Linked DNA regions of Homo sapiens: region 1 is linked to region 2. The links are chromatin contacts, found by Hi-C or POLR2A ChIA-PET in ENCODE. All regions are on one chromosome and are shown on one strand. Each heading gives the region's core, a stretch centred on a gene start or an enhancer-like site at or near the end of the contact. The rest is flanking DNA. Distances are from core to core; before and after follow the strand shown.

Evidence for each region. A loop is a pair of places that touch in the nucleus more often than their neighbours do. ChIA-PET counts read pairs that join two places held with the same protein, here RNA polymerase II (POLR2A). Pooled maps may share reads with other maps.
Region 1: a loop to region 2 is called in a map of PC-9, with 4 times the contacts of the local background. The contact joins two enhancer-like sites. A Hi-C loop is called at or near these places in 5 of 168 maps with a recorded cell type or tissue (IMR-90, PC-9, ectodermal cell and 2 more) and 3 of 50 pooled maps. POLR2A ChIA-PET finds 5 or more read pairs at or near these places in 5 of 52 experiments (GM12878, H1, HepG2 and 2 more).

What each region holds. Positions count from the first base shown.
Region 1 is chr2:109,696,950-109,702,748 of GRCh38, forward strand. It overlaps LOC105373545 (a long non-coding RNA gene), which reads left to right. Exons shown (of 3, transcript XR_923175.2): 3 at 4,153-4,607. It also overlaps a transcript of RANBP2 not described here. Among named protein-coding and RNA genes, the nearest start is that of SOWAHC, 85 kb to the left of the region's middle. RefSeq lists an enhancer at 5,239-5,799. Within about 2 kb of position 2,107, at least 11 of the 41 ENCODE cell types and tissues checked have a DNase peak (open chromatin) inside an H3K27ac peak, as active enhancers do; they include PC-9, where a contact is called at or near this core.
Region 2 is chr2:109,554,136-109,560,592 of GRCh38, forward strand. The region is part of intron 8 of SEPTIN10 (septin 10); the gene reads right to left. It also overlaps a transcript of RANBP2 not described here. Among named protein-coding and RNA genes, the nearest start is that of SEPTIN10, 57 kb to the right of the region's middle. RefSeq lists an enhancer at 4,477-4,771 and a silencer at 6,064-6,264. Within about 2 kb of position 4,561, at least 8 of the 41 ENCODE cell types and tissues checked have a DNase peak (open chromatin) inside an H3K27ac peak, as active enhancers do; they include PC-9, where a contact is called at or near this core.

The DNA.
Region 1 (5,799 bases), core at 857-3,356, 140 kb after region 2:
AAATTTTTTGTAGAGACAGGATCTTATTATGTTGTCCAGGCTGGTCCGGAAGTCCTGGACTCAAGCAATCCTCCTGCCTTGGCCTTCCAAAGTACTGGGGTTATAGGTGTGAGCCACCACACTTGCCCATTTATGTAAATTAAAAAAAAGTTTCTCTCAGTGTCTTGAAGTTTTCAATGTACAGGTTTGCACTTCTTTTGTTTGATTTATCCCTAGGCATTTCATATTTGTGTATGCTAATATAAAAGGCATTTCTTTGGCTGGGCGCAGTAGCTCATGCCTGTAATCCCAGCACTGTGGGAGGCCGAGGTGGGCAGATCACCTGAGGTTGGGAGTTCGAGACCAGCCTGACCAACATGGAGAAACCCTGTCTCTACTAAAAATACAAAAATTAGCATGGTGGCACATGCCTGTAATCCCAGCTACTTGGCAGGCTGAGGCAGGAGAATTGCTTGAACCTGGGAGGCAGAGGTTGCGGTGAGCCAAGATTGTGCCATTGCACCCCAGCCTGGGCAATAAGAGCAAAACTCTGTCTTAAAAAAAAAAAAAAAAGAGGCTTTTTTCCCCTGAATTTAAAATTCCAAAAGTTAGCTGCTAGTATATAGAACTACAATAGATTTTTGCATAAATATTTTGTATCCTGTCATTTTGCAAAATTCAAAAGTTTAAGTATCTTTTTTGTAACTTCTTTGGAATGGTTTATATAGACAATCATGCCATCTGCAAATTAGGGTATTTATTTCTTCTTTCTGATCTGTTTACCTTTTGTTTCTTTGTTTTGCTTTATTGTACTAGGTAGGACCTCCAGTAAAATGTTAATTAGAAGTGGTGAGAGAAAACATCCTTCCCTTATTCATTATCTTAGGAGGAAAGCATTTATTCTTTCATTATTATGATGTTAGTCTAAAGTTTTTTTTTTTTTTTTTTTGAGATGGACTCTCACTCTGTCATCCGGGCTGGAGTGCAGTGGCGCAATCTCGGCTCACTGCGACCTCCGCCTCCCAGGTTCAAGTGATTCTCCTGCCTCAGCCTCCCAAGTAGCTGGGATTACAGGCATGTGCCACCATGCCCAGCTAATTTTTGTATTTTTAGTAGAGACAGGGTTTTGCTATGTTGGCCAGGCTGGTCTCAAACTCCTGACCTCAGGTGATCCACCTGCCTCAGCCTCCTTGTGCTGGGATTACAGTCATGAGCCACTGCACCCAGCCTGTGCTTCACTTTAGATCTATTGCTGTGTCTATAAATTAACCCAGTTTTTTTTTTGCAGTGTTTAATCTGCTGTTAATCTCATCTAGTGTATTTGTTCATTTTAGACACTGTATCAAATGGTCCACTTAAGTCTTTTAAATTTAAACATTTCATTTCTCTTAGCCAGGTGTGGTGGCATGAGCCTGTAGTCCCAGCTACTCAGGAGGCTGAGGCAGGAGAATCACTTGAAACTGGGAGGTGGAGGTTGCAGTGAGCTGAGATCGCGCCACTGCACTCCAGCCTGGACGACAGAGTGAGACCCCATTTCAGAAAAAAAAAATACATAAATAAATAAATAAAAATAAAAATTGTATTTTTCTACTTATAATGTTTTTCTATAGCTCCTGAATATATTTATAATATTTAGAGTTACCCATTTTAAGGTTCTTGTATGCTCATTCCATCATCTCTGTCAATTCTTGATGTGTTTGTATTAATTGAGATTTTCCTCCTAGTTGTGGGTCACAATTTTTACCTTCTTTGCATGACAGCTTTTTTTTTTTTAAATTTAGTTGCTGTATTTGTGAATTTTACATTGTTACATGCTGGAGTTTTTTTGCATTCTTTTAAAGAGCATTAATTAGCTGGGCGTGGTGGCACGCACTTGTAGTCCCAGCTACTTGGGAGGCTGAGGCTGAGGCTGGAGAATCTCTTGAACCCGGGAGGCAGAGGTTGCAGTGAGCCAAGATTGCGCCAGCCTGGGCAACACAGTGAGACTCCGTCTCAAAAAGAAAGAAAGAGCATTGTACTTTGTTTGGCAAGCAGTTAAATTCCCTGCAGATATTTTTGTGGGTTGGTTGGAGAGGTTTGTTTGAGTGGGTGTAAGGCGGCCTTTGTTCTAGAGCCACTTTAACCCCAGTTGTAAGGTGTGCCTCTTCTGAGGACTCTGTCCCAGGTTGTGAAGCCTGCTTACCTGCCTATGTGGGTTCTGGCAGTCTTGTCACCTACTGCTCTCTGGCGATTCTTTCTCATGCCTGTGGAATGTCATTCCATGCATGCACTAGTCAGTTCTCAAAGGATCAAGGGCACGCCTCTGCAGAGCTCCAAACGCCCTTTCTTTGCGCATTTTCTTTAGTACTCTGCTCTGTGTATTCTAGTTGTCTTGGCCTCTTCATTCTACAGTTGACTCGTGAACAATGCGGGGGCTAGGGGGACTGACCCCCACCCGCCTCCCTGTGCAGTCAAAAATCCACATATAACTTTTGATTTCCTCCAAACTTAACTAGTGTAGCCTGTTATTGACCAAAAGCCTTACCAATGACCAGAACAGTCAGTTAATGCATATTTGGTGTGTCATATGTGTTTTATACTGTAGTCTCACAATAGAGTAAGCTAGAGAAAAGAGTGTTCTAAGAAAATCATAAGGAAGAGAAAATATATTTATTATTTATTAAGCGGAAGCAGATCATCATAAAGGTCTTCATCCTCATTATCTTCACATTACATAGGCTGAGAAGGAGGAGGAGGAGGGGTTGGTTGCGTTGTCTCAAGGGTGGCAGAGGCCGAAGAAAATCCTTGTATATGTGGCATGCACAGCTCAAACCCATATTGTTCAGGGGTCAACTGTTAGCTGTGCAGTGATTTTCTCTCAGCTTCTCGGCTCAGTGAGACCTCGGTTGGGGACCAGCGGAGGGGAGGGCTCTTCAGCTTCTCGCCCTGTGCTGCAGCCCAGACTTCGCCTCCAGGAAGTAAGCCAAGGCAATCATAGGGCTTATCTGGTTTGTTTCTCTTCTCTCAGGATTTGCTTCCTTTGCTTCCTTGCACTGCCTGTTGCTCAGTCTCTGAAAATAGCACTCATTTATTTTGTTTAAGTTTTTATGGCAGGAAGATAGTTCCTGTAGCAGATTATCTTCCATGGGTGGAGGCTGACATTCTGGATAATTTTTTAATTGTTACTTTGATATTGTTCTCCCCATTTAAAAAGTTCTTGCCAAAAAGAAATCTTAAGTCCATTTATAGTTAAGTAGTGTGTAGTGTCCGGAATGTTTTCAAATACATTCAAGGTCAGAGTAAAAACATTAATGATCATACTTGTGTGGACCCAGAAAATCTGAGACAGGTCTCAGTTAATTTAGAAAGTTTTATTTTGCCAAGGTCGAGAATGTGCGCCTGTGATACAGCCTCAGGAAGTCCTGATGACGTACCTAAGGTGGTTGGGGCACAGCTTGATTTTATACATTTTAGGGAGATGTGAGACATCGATATATATAAGAAGTAGATTGGTTCGGTCTGGAAATGTGGACAACTGCAAGCGAAGGCAGGAGGACTGGAAGGAAGCGGGGAGGGCGCTTCCAGGTCACAGATAGACAAAACAGTTGCATTCTTTTGAGTGTCTGATTAGCCTTTCCAAAGGAGGCAATCAGATATGCATTTATATCAGTGAGCAGAGGGATAACTTTGAATAGAACGGGAGGCAGGTTTTCCCTAAGCAGTCCTCAGCTTGAATTTTCCTTTTAGCTTAGTGATTTTGGGGGTCCAAGATATTTTCCTTTCACATTTGCAAACAAATGTGAATACTTGGCAGTCTTATGGGAGATGCTGGTAAACCTTGTGGAGCTCGTGCAAACACAAAACTTCTAATGAAGACATGGCAAGCAGAGAAGATAAGGAAAGACTCAACAGATCCGAGGAGTCAATGTCATTAGAGGGCTGATGTGGTGACTTCTCCCCCGAAGGACATGGCCTAGCAACAGGTGGGAAGGTGATGTGGGAGGAAAGCGGGGAGTTTAGGGAAAGGCAAGGGCAAAAGAGCGTTTGTGAATGACACAAACTTTAGAAACTACAAAGGAGGGAGGTTCAGCCTCACAGCCTCTTGTGGCTGAGGGAAAGCAGTGGAGCTGAAGATGCAGGAGACGCGTTCACAGGAGATGGGCTCCAGGCTCAGCCTTGCCGCTTGCTTTACAGAAGGAGAGACTGGGAAGATCTGTCCCCTTGTGCAGAGGCAGCATGCAAGCACACGAGCCCAAACCCCATGAGGAGCTCCTGCTGCAACTGGGGGCAGTTTCTTCATAAAAGGCAAGTCGGAAAAAAACACATTATTTTCTCTCATAGGGATTTTCCCTTCGAACCTTGTTAACCCAGAATATCTAAGACAGGTCTCAGTCAATTTAGAAAGTTTATTTTGCCAGGGTTGGGGACGTGCCTGTGATATGGCCTCAGGATGTGCCCAAGGTGGTCGGGGGTACAGTTTGCTTTTATACGTTTTAGAGATACATGAGACATCAATCAGTATGTGTAAGCTGTACAGTGGTTTGGCCTGGTAAGTCAGGAAGTGGGGGGCCTCCAGGTCAGAAGTAGACAAGAGACAAAAGGTTGCATTCCTTTGAGTCCTTGATCAGCCTTCCACTGAATACGCAATTTAGTCTGGCTCAGTGAATCTGCATTTTTACATAAACAATAGGGCAGAAGAAGCAATCAGATACGCATGTGTCTCGGGTGAGCCTTAAAGGGATGACTTCTAGAGTTCTGTCCGCTCTTTGTCCACAAGGAATTTCCTGTGGGCAAATTGTGAGGGAGGTATCTTTGTAGCTATCTTACTCAGGAATAAAACGGAGGCAGGTTTTCCTGACATAGTTCCCAGCTTGACTTTTCTCTTGGCTTAGTGACTTTGGGGTCCTGAGATTTATTTTCCTTTCACAACCTTTACTTGAGTAAAAGTTTCTCCTTTAGGAACCACAAAGGCCAGTCAGTCCCTGAGCTTCTGATTCTTTTGTCTCCTTAGTGACTATACTTGTGTGCTGTTTCACCACACACCTTTGAATCCCTTTAAATTCTGCTGAGGTACAGTAAACAATCACCTACCTACATGGTTTGACCTGAGGGATCCCCAGAAGAGTGGTCTTCTGAAATACTGCTGCCATGTGTTTGCCTCAATGCCAGGAGTCCCTCTGTGTGGTGCCTCCAGGCAGTGGCATGGGATGTGGCAAGCTGGCCACCCAGCAGCCCCACGTGAGTGTGACTTGGTGTGTTAGCTTCCAGTCCTCATGACAGTGACAGAGACCAGGCCATGGAGGAATGGGAAAAGAGTGGAACTTGGGATGTGGAAAGCCCTCTAGAGAGAACAAACTTGGAGGGTTAAAAAACCCCAGTGGTAGAGGGCATTAAAGCAGGAGATCAGAAAGAGGAGATGAAGAGACTACAAAACCAAACTCTGCCCATACCATTGCTTGTGTCAGGTTGGGATCAGTGGCTCATGCTTAGTCACTGCTTTGCATTCGTACATCTTCTGTCCAACCTATGTTCCATGGCTGACCTGCCACCCACCACCTGAACTCTGGTCTGAAGGCGTCCTGCAGCAAGCCAGAGCGTGTTCCATGTCACCTGATTGTGCAGACATGGTCTGGGCACCACCCTGTCTACCTTCTGTACTCCACAAAGGGATAACAAACCACCAACCACACAGTAAGACATACCCTTGTACTCAGAGAGAATTTATTTTGGAGCGTTCCTTCTATTCTGACCTTAGCTTTCTGTACTTCCTGTCCTCTGCAACATCGGAGGGTTTGTATTGATGGGAGTTTTGAAAGTGCTAGGCTGACGGTCACAGCCAGT
Region 2 (6,457 bases), core at 3,311-5,810:
GAAGGACAATTAATTACCCAATTTTTGGTGCATCAGTGAGTGATGGCAGTCATTATGGTGGAGGTGAAATCAGGGAATAGATGTTTGCAAAGGGAAAATTGTAAAGATCACCTCCTACCACGATGTAATTCAAAAACAAACAATAACAAATATGGCAGGGTTACTGAGCACTTTCACACCGCATTGCTTATTGTCCTACATTTGTGTATCGTATACACAATGTATACAATACATTTTTATGTTACAATAATATGTATTCATTCATTCATTCTCCAACCTGCTTACTCCAGTTCAGGGTCATGGGTGGCTGGAGCCTATCCTGGAAGCTAAGTGAGAATCAGCCCTGGACAGCATGCCATTCCATTGCAGGGCACACTCACACCACCCCCACCCAACTCAGACTGGGACAATTTAGACATGCCATGAACTTAACGCTTACAGCTTTGGGATGAAGAACCCAGAGAAAACCTGTAGATACAGGGAGAATATGCCAACTCCACACAGACAGTGGCCATCGCCGGGAATCAATTTTTTTTCTTATCAATGTTACAACAAAATGACATTGAACAAAACATTGTTATTCAAGAACCTGCTGTACATCTCATGTTCAGCCTCATATATGTAACAGGTACCAATATTTTTTTACACATGGTAACCCAAAACATGAAATTTCCTATAGCATGAAATATGAAGCCACCCGTGTTAGTGCTGATATGGAGTACTAGAGTCACTGGAATCACTGTATGTAGAAACTTGGAAATCCTGAGTCATCTTTCACTCTTCCCTTACCCTATCTCCCTATCTTATCAAGGTCCATTAGTTCAGCTTCTGAAGCTAAGTCTCCTAATATAACCTTCTTTCCATTTCTACAGATACCAGATTACAGCCGAACCTGATCTTTGTGATTTTCTGCCTTCACTACTGCAACAATCTCCTAATTCATCTCTGAGCTTCTAGTTCCTCTTTCTTTCACTTTGTTCTTGTCACCCTCTAGATTTTCCACCAAAAACACAGATCTCATTATCTTTTCTCACCACATTAAAGTTATGCTATCTATAGAATAAGGTCCCACCTCCTTTAAATTGCACTCAAGAAACTTTATAATCTCTGGCCTAATTCTACCTTTCCAGATTGATTTCTCACCAAACAATTCTGATATCCTATCCTCAGGTTTCAGCCACACCAACCTGTTCATTGTTCCCAGAACGAACCTGGCATTTCAGGCTTCAGTTTGTGGCCACTGTCCACCTTCTACCCCCATGCTGTCCTGCTCATCCTCTACCCCTCAAGGGCAAATTCACATGTAACTTCTTCTGTAAAGTCTCCCCCACTCTCCCCTGTTGCAGGCCAAAAGAATGAGGGTCATGATCAACTCAGTATACCACTGGAGGCTATATTAGTAAAGAGCAAACTATTCTCATAAATGCAGAATGTTAGCAAACTGACAAACTGCGTCTGCCATCCAGAAGGAATGCTGAGGGCAGTCACGACCCAGGCACAAGTGTTTCTTGTGATTATCTACAGGGCACATCTGAAGCCTGTTAGCAATAATATGAACCTGTGATCAATTACGCAGCTGACCAATCGTTACCTCTTCCTCCCTGTTCTTTCTACCCAATAAATACAAACGGCTTAAGAAGCTTGGGGCGGCTGCCTTTGCTCACTAGAAGCAGGACGCTCTCTTCTTCTTCCCCTGGCCCCTTCCTTTAAAACAGTTTCTTGTAAGTTTTCATTTCTGTGTTCATCCTCCTTCGTTCAGTCCCGTAGTGACTGCCAAACTCCCCAGTTAGAATTAACTGTTCCTTCCAAGCACTGCCATGGCATTTATATCCTGCCCATCTCTCCCTTCTCATAGGTCACAAATCTTGAGAACAGAAAATGAAGCCTCATTCATCTCTGTGACTATCCAGCAGAGCTCTCTAGACATTTCAGTTTCTTTATAAATGTTCATAGAATGACAAATTTCTGGGAAGAGGAGGAAGATTTAACCAGCATAACCAGCAGAGAAAGGACTATCCTGGAACTCTACCAGTAGCTGCCCTTTCCTATGTGTAGAATTTTGGAGGTATAATAAGCCTTCTTATATGTCAGAAACACTGAGCCCTTCCATTTGGGCTTGCTATAAGAATATCCCAAAGGTTTGACAGAGAATACAAATTCACTTTCCAGCTACATTAGTGAGAAATTTCTATTGCTTATAAAAATAAATCAATTTCAAAATATGAATTAAATCTTATTAATCTTAAATTTTATAACTGGAGACATTAAGCTTTTAAGTATAGAATTCTGTAAGTTCAAAGAAACGCAGAGTAAGAAATACTACACAACAGCTACCAAGGCTGAGAGGTGAGTTTGAGGCATGTACAGGAGGGGTTCCAAGCAGGAACAGATCCTAAACACTTGCAGAAACCTGTTCTTTAAGAGCAGAGATTACAAATGTGCAAAATACCCTAGACATCACATGTCTCACACCCCAAGGAGGCATTTTACTTAGTATCAGGCCTTTTTTTTTCTGTTGTGATCTTTTTTTTTAAAGAAGCCCCTATATTTATCAGCTACTTTCTTCATCTTTAGAAACCTCCCTACATTTCACTAGTCCAACATGACTGATAGTCTTTAAAGACAAGCTTGATGTAAAAATATCTTGAATTCAGACTGGATTAAGAAAATGTGGCACATATACACTGTGGAATGCTATGCAGCCATAAAAAATGATGAGTTCATGTCCTTTGTAGGGACATGGATGAAGCTGGAAATCATCATTCTCAGCAAACTATCGCAAGGACAAAAAAACCAAACATGGCATGTTCTCACTCATAGATGGGAATTCAACAATGAGAACACTTGGACACAGGAAGGGGAACATCACACACCGGAGCCTGTTGTGGGGTGGGGAGAGGCGGGAGGGATAGCATTAGGAGATATACCTAATGTAAATGATGAGTTAATGGGTGCAGCACACCAACATGGCACATGTATATATATGTAACAAACCAGCACGTTGTGCACATGTACCCTAGAACTTAAAGTATAATAAAAAAAAATTTAAAAAAAATTATAAAAAAAATCTTGAATGCATAACAAACATAAGTTTTTTAAAACAATGCTTCATTAATCTATACAAGCACTTGAGTTGTTCACAAGGAAAATATATCTACCTGGTGAAGAGAAGAGACCTAACATTTGTTGAGTATCTGCTACTGGCAGGGTACTCTTCTGGACTCCTTTATGTTGACTATTTAATTCCCACAGCAACCCTGAAGAACAAGCCCTGACATTCTAAATAAGAAAACTAAAGCACAGAGAGTAATCTGCCCAAAGAAACATAGCTGAAAAGTAAAAAGCTGGGATTTGAACCAGATTAGACTTGTTCCAAAGTCCATATTCCCAACTACCACAAATCAGATTGCCCCAATGTGGTGTCTCAGCAGGAGAAAGTAATGGACTGCTTCTGCATATTTTGCATCTCATCGTGCTGCTTTCCAACTTCTGACAATGTAAACTTACAAGGCCAATTTCAAGTAAAGAAACTTGTACTATTTTTCAAAAGGTGGTAAAGAAAGTCAGATCTGAAAGAGAATGGTCTATAAAGTTAGTATTCTAAAACTAATGCAATCATTGTTTCTTATCATAGATTTATTAAATAAAAATAAAAACATTTTCTTGCTATACTATTCCCTTTTCTAGCATAAAAGTAGCTTGCTGTCATAATTTTCTTTTTTTTTTTTTTTGAGACGGGGTCTCACTGTCATCCAGGCTGGATCATCCTGCCTCTACCACCCAAGTAGCTGGGACTATATGAGCATGCCACCACAGCTGGTTAATTTCTGTATTCTTTGTAGAGACAGAGTTTTGCCATGTTACCTAGGCTGGTCTCAAACTCCAAAGCTTAAGTGATCCACCTTTCTGGCCTCCCATAGTGTTGGGATTACAGGCGTGAACGACTGCACCTGGCCTGACATGAATATTTAATGCCAACATACTACTGTTGTTGCAAATCTCACTGATTTAAAGTTGAAAACTAAAGAGAAAGAAAGAAAAAAATCTCAGATGCTCATGTCATCAAGAAAAGTCCTTTCCTTCAATTGGGACATGTTTGTGTTTCAAGTACAGTTCCGATAAGCCTAGTGAACTTTTTCCAAGTCTACTATAGACTACCTGAAGAACTATTTAGTTCTTGAGAATTCCAAAGACATGAAGTTTTACTAAAATTACGTCAAATACTTAAACAACTCTAAACTACTAAGCATACATCTTCCTTTCAAAGCTACAGGTCCCACAATACTTCAATGACAGTGATTTTGTGCTAAAAAGTTAAAGGTGATTAACTGTGGGAAAGAGATTAGTTAGGTTAATCTTTAATTATTAAACTTGGGGATTTAAAGAGTTTTATAAAGGCATGTTTCCAATGGTTGAAATAATTAATATAAAATGTTAAGATCAGTTAATTAAACTATGACTATAGTGCTATTTACGTGGGCCTCGTGACAAGCCTGCGATTGGTGCTGGTAGATTAGGATACCCACCATGACTCAGCATACCCATTCAATAAAGTGTAAGTGGAAAAACAAACGGAAGTTCTGGCAACAAAGAGGGCCAGGAAGTACAGTCACATAAAGGTCACCCAACAGGTTTGCGTAACTTGTCTTTACTGCTAGATAGATATAATACTGAGGGACAGATTTTACATGCCAACCAAATTACAACAACTACCAAATTAAATAGGAAAAGACTCCCGAGAAAACAGATATAAATTCTTTTTTTTTTTGAGATGGAGTCTCGCTCTGTTGCCCAGGCTGGAGTGCAGTGGTGCGATCTCAGCTCACTGCAGCCTCCACCTCCTGGGTTCAAGCAATTCTCCTGCCTCAGCCTCCCACATAGCTGGGCTTATAGGTGTCCGCCACCACACCCGGCTAATTTTTGTATTTTTAGTACAGACAGGGTTTCACCATGTTGGCCAGGCTGGTCTTGAACTCCTGACCTCAGGTGATCCACCCACCTTGGCCTCCCAAAGTACTGAAATTACAGGCATAAGCCACCACGCCTGGCCAGATATAACTTCTTGAAACTATAAAAAATAAAAGCTTCCTAATACATCAGACTATAATGAGCTACAAAAGCCTTATCAAATCATTTAATCACATATGACAAAGAACCAGAAGAGACATTTTGCCTCAACTTTACCCAAGTGATCCAGAAATACAGTAGAAAGGTCTACTCTCTTAGGAAGACAATAGTGAGCCACTGCTCCCACTCACTCTGTAGCCTGACCTAAACTTACTGAGTTTCTTCCAGCCACTGCTCCCACCCAGTCCGTAGCCTGACCTAAGCTGAAGAATCTCCCTTTCTAATTTCCCCTTCTTTGTGTGATCAGTGATCAGATGCTTCCCAACCTGAAGAAATGCTCAGCAAATGGATGTGATGGGCAATCTATGATTTCTGACTACCTATCATTGAGTCCTTTCCTCTTGGTACCAGTATCCATTATCCTCATTACCTTTTTGGGGGCTACCTCTCCCCCATGGGATACAGTCTTGTGGGACAATTAATCAGGTTCACACTCACTCCTAAACAAGAGATGGGAACATGACCTACATCAGGCCTACTGGACATTCTTTCCCTGGACTATGAATTGTGAGCAGTGAACAAAAAAGGCTGGCAATGGTTTCAGTTCATTCATTCCACTCCCAGAGCTGGAACAAAAATGGTTTCTACCTGTTGCAGGCCTTCCCTTCAAATCTGCAAGTCCAGACCTATGTAGCCTCCAACCAATGCCTTTTTTTTTTTTTTTTTTTTGTCTTTTAAGATGGGGTCTCGCTCTGTCACCCAGGCTGGAGTGCAGTGGCATGATCTTGGCTCACCGCAAGCTCTGCCTCCTAGGTTCACGCCATTCTCCTGCCTCAGCCTCCCAAGTAGCCGGGACTACAGGTGCCCGCCACCACGCCCAGCTAATTTTTTGTATTTTTAGTAGAGATGGGGTTTCACCGTGTTAGCCAGGATAGTCTTGATCTCCTGACCTCGTGATCCGCCCGCCTCAGCCTCCCAAAGTGCTGGGATTACAGGCGTGAGCCACCGGGCCTGGCCCCAACCACTGCCTTTTTTAACTGAACACAAAGTGGTCTTCATTATTCTCCAAGAATTGTCAAGGAAGCACCTCTGTACTTGTGCAGCATAAACCTGGACCTCAACTTTGACACAGCAGCAGACTCCCTCTCTCTTGATCCCCTCTGTCAAGTTCCAAGACGTGACACTGCTGGTTTTCCTCCTCCTCCCTTCTCAAGCTCTCCTATCTGCTCCTCCAGCTGACAAATACTAAAGGGACTCAAGGCTGTTTCTGAGTCACCTTTCTTTCTAGATGTATTTCTCTCTACAGGCAGTCTTATCCCTGGTCACACATAGAATTAATCATTTAAATACCCATGACTCTTAAGCTATTTCTTTGGCCCATTGCTTTTCT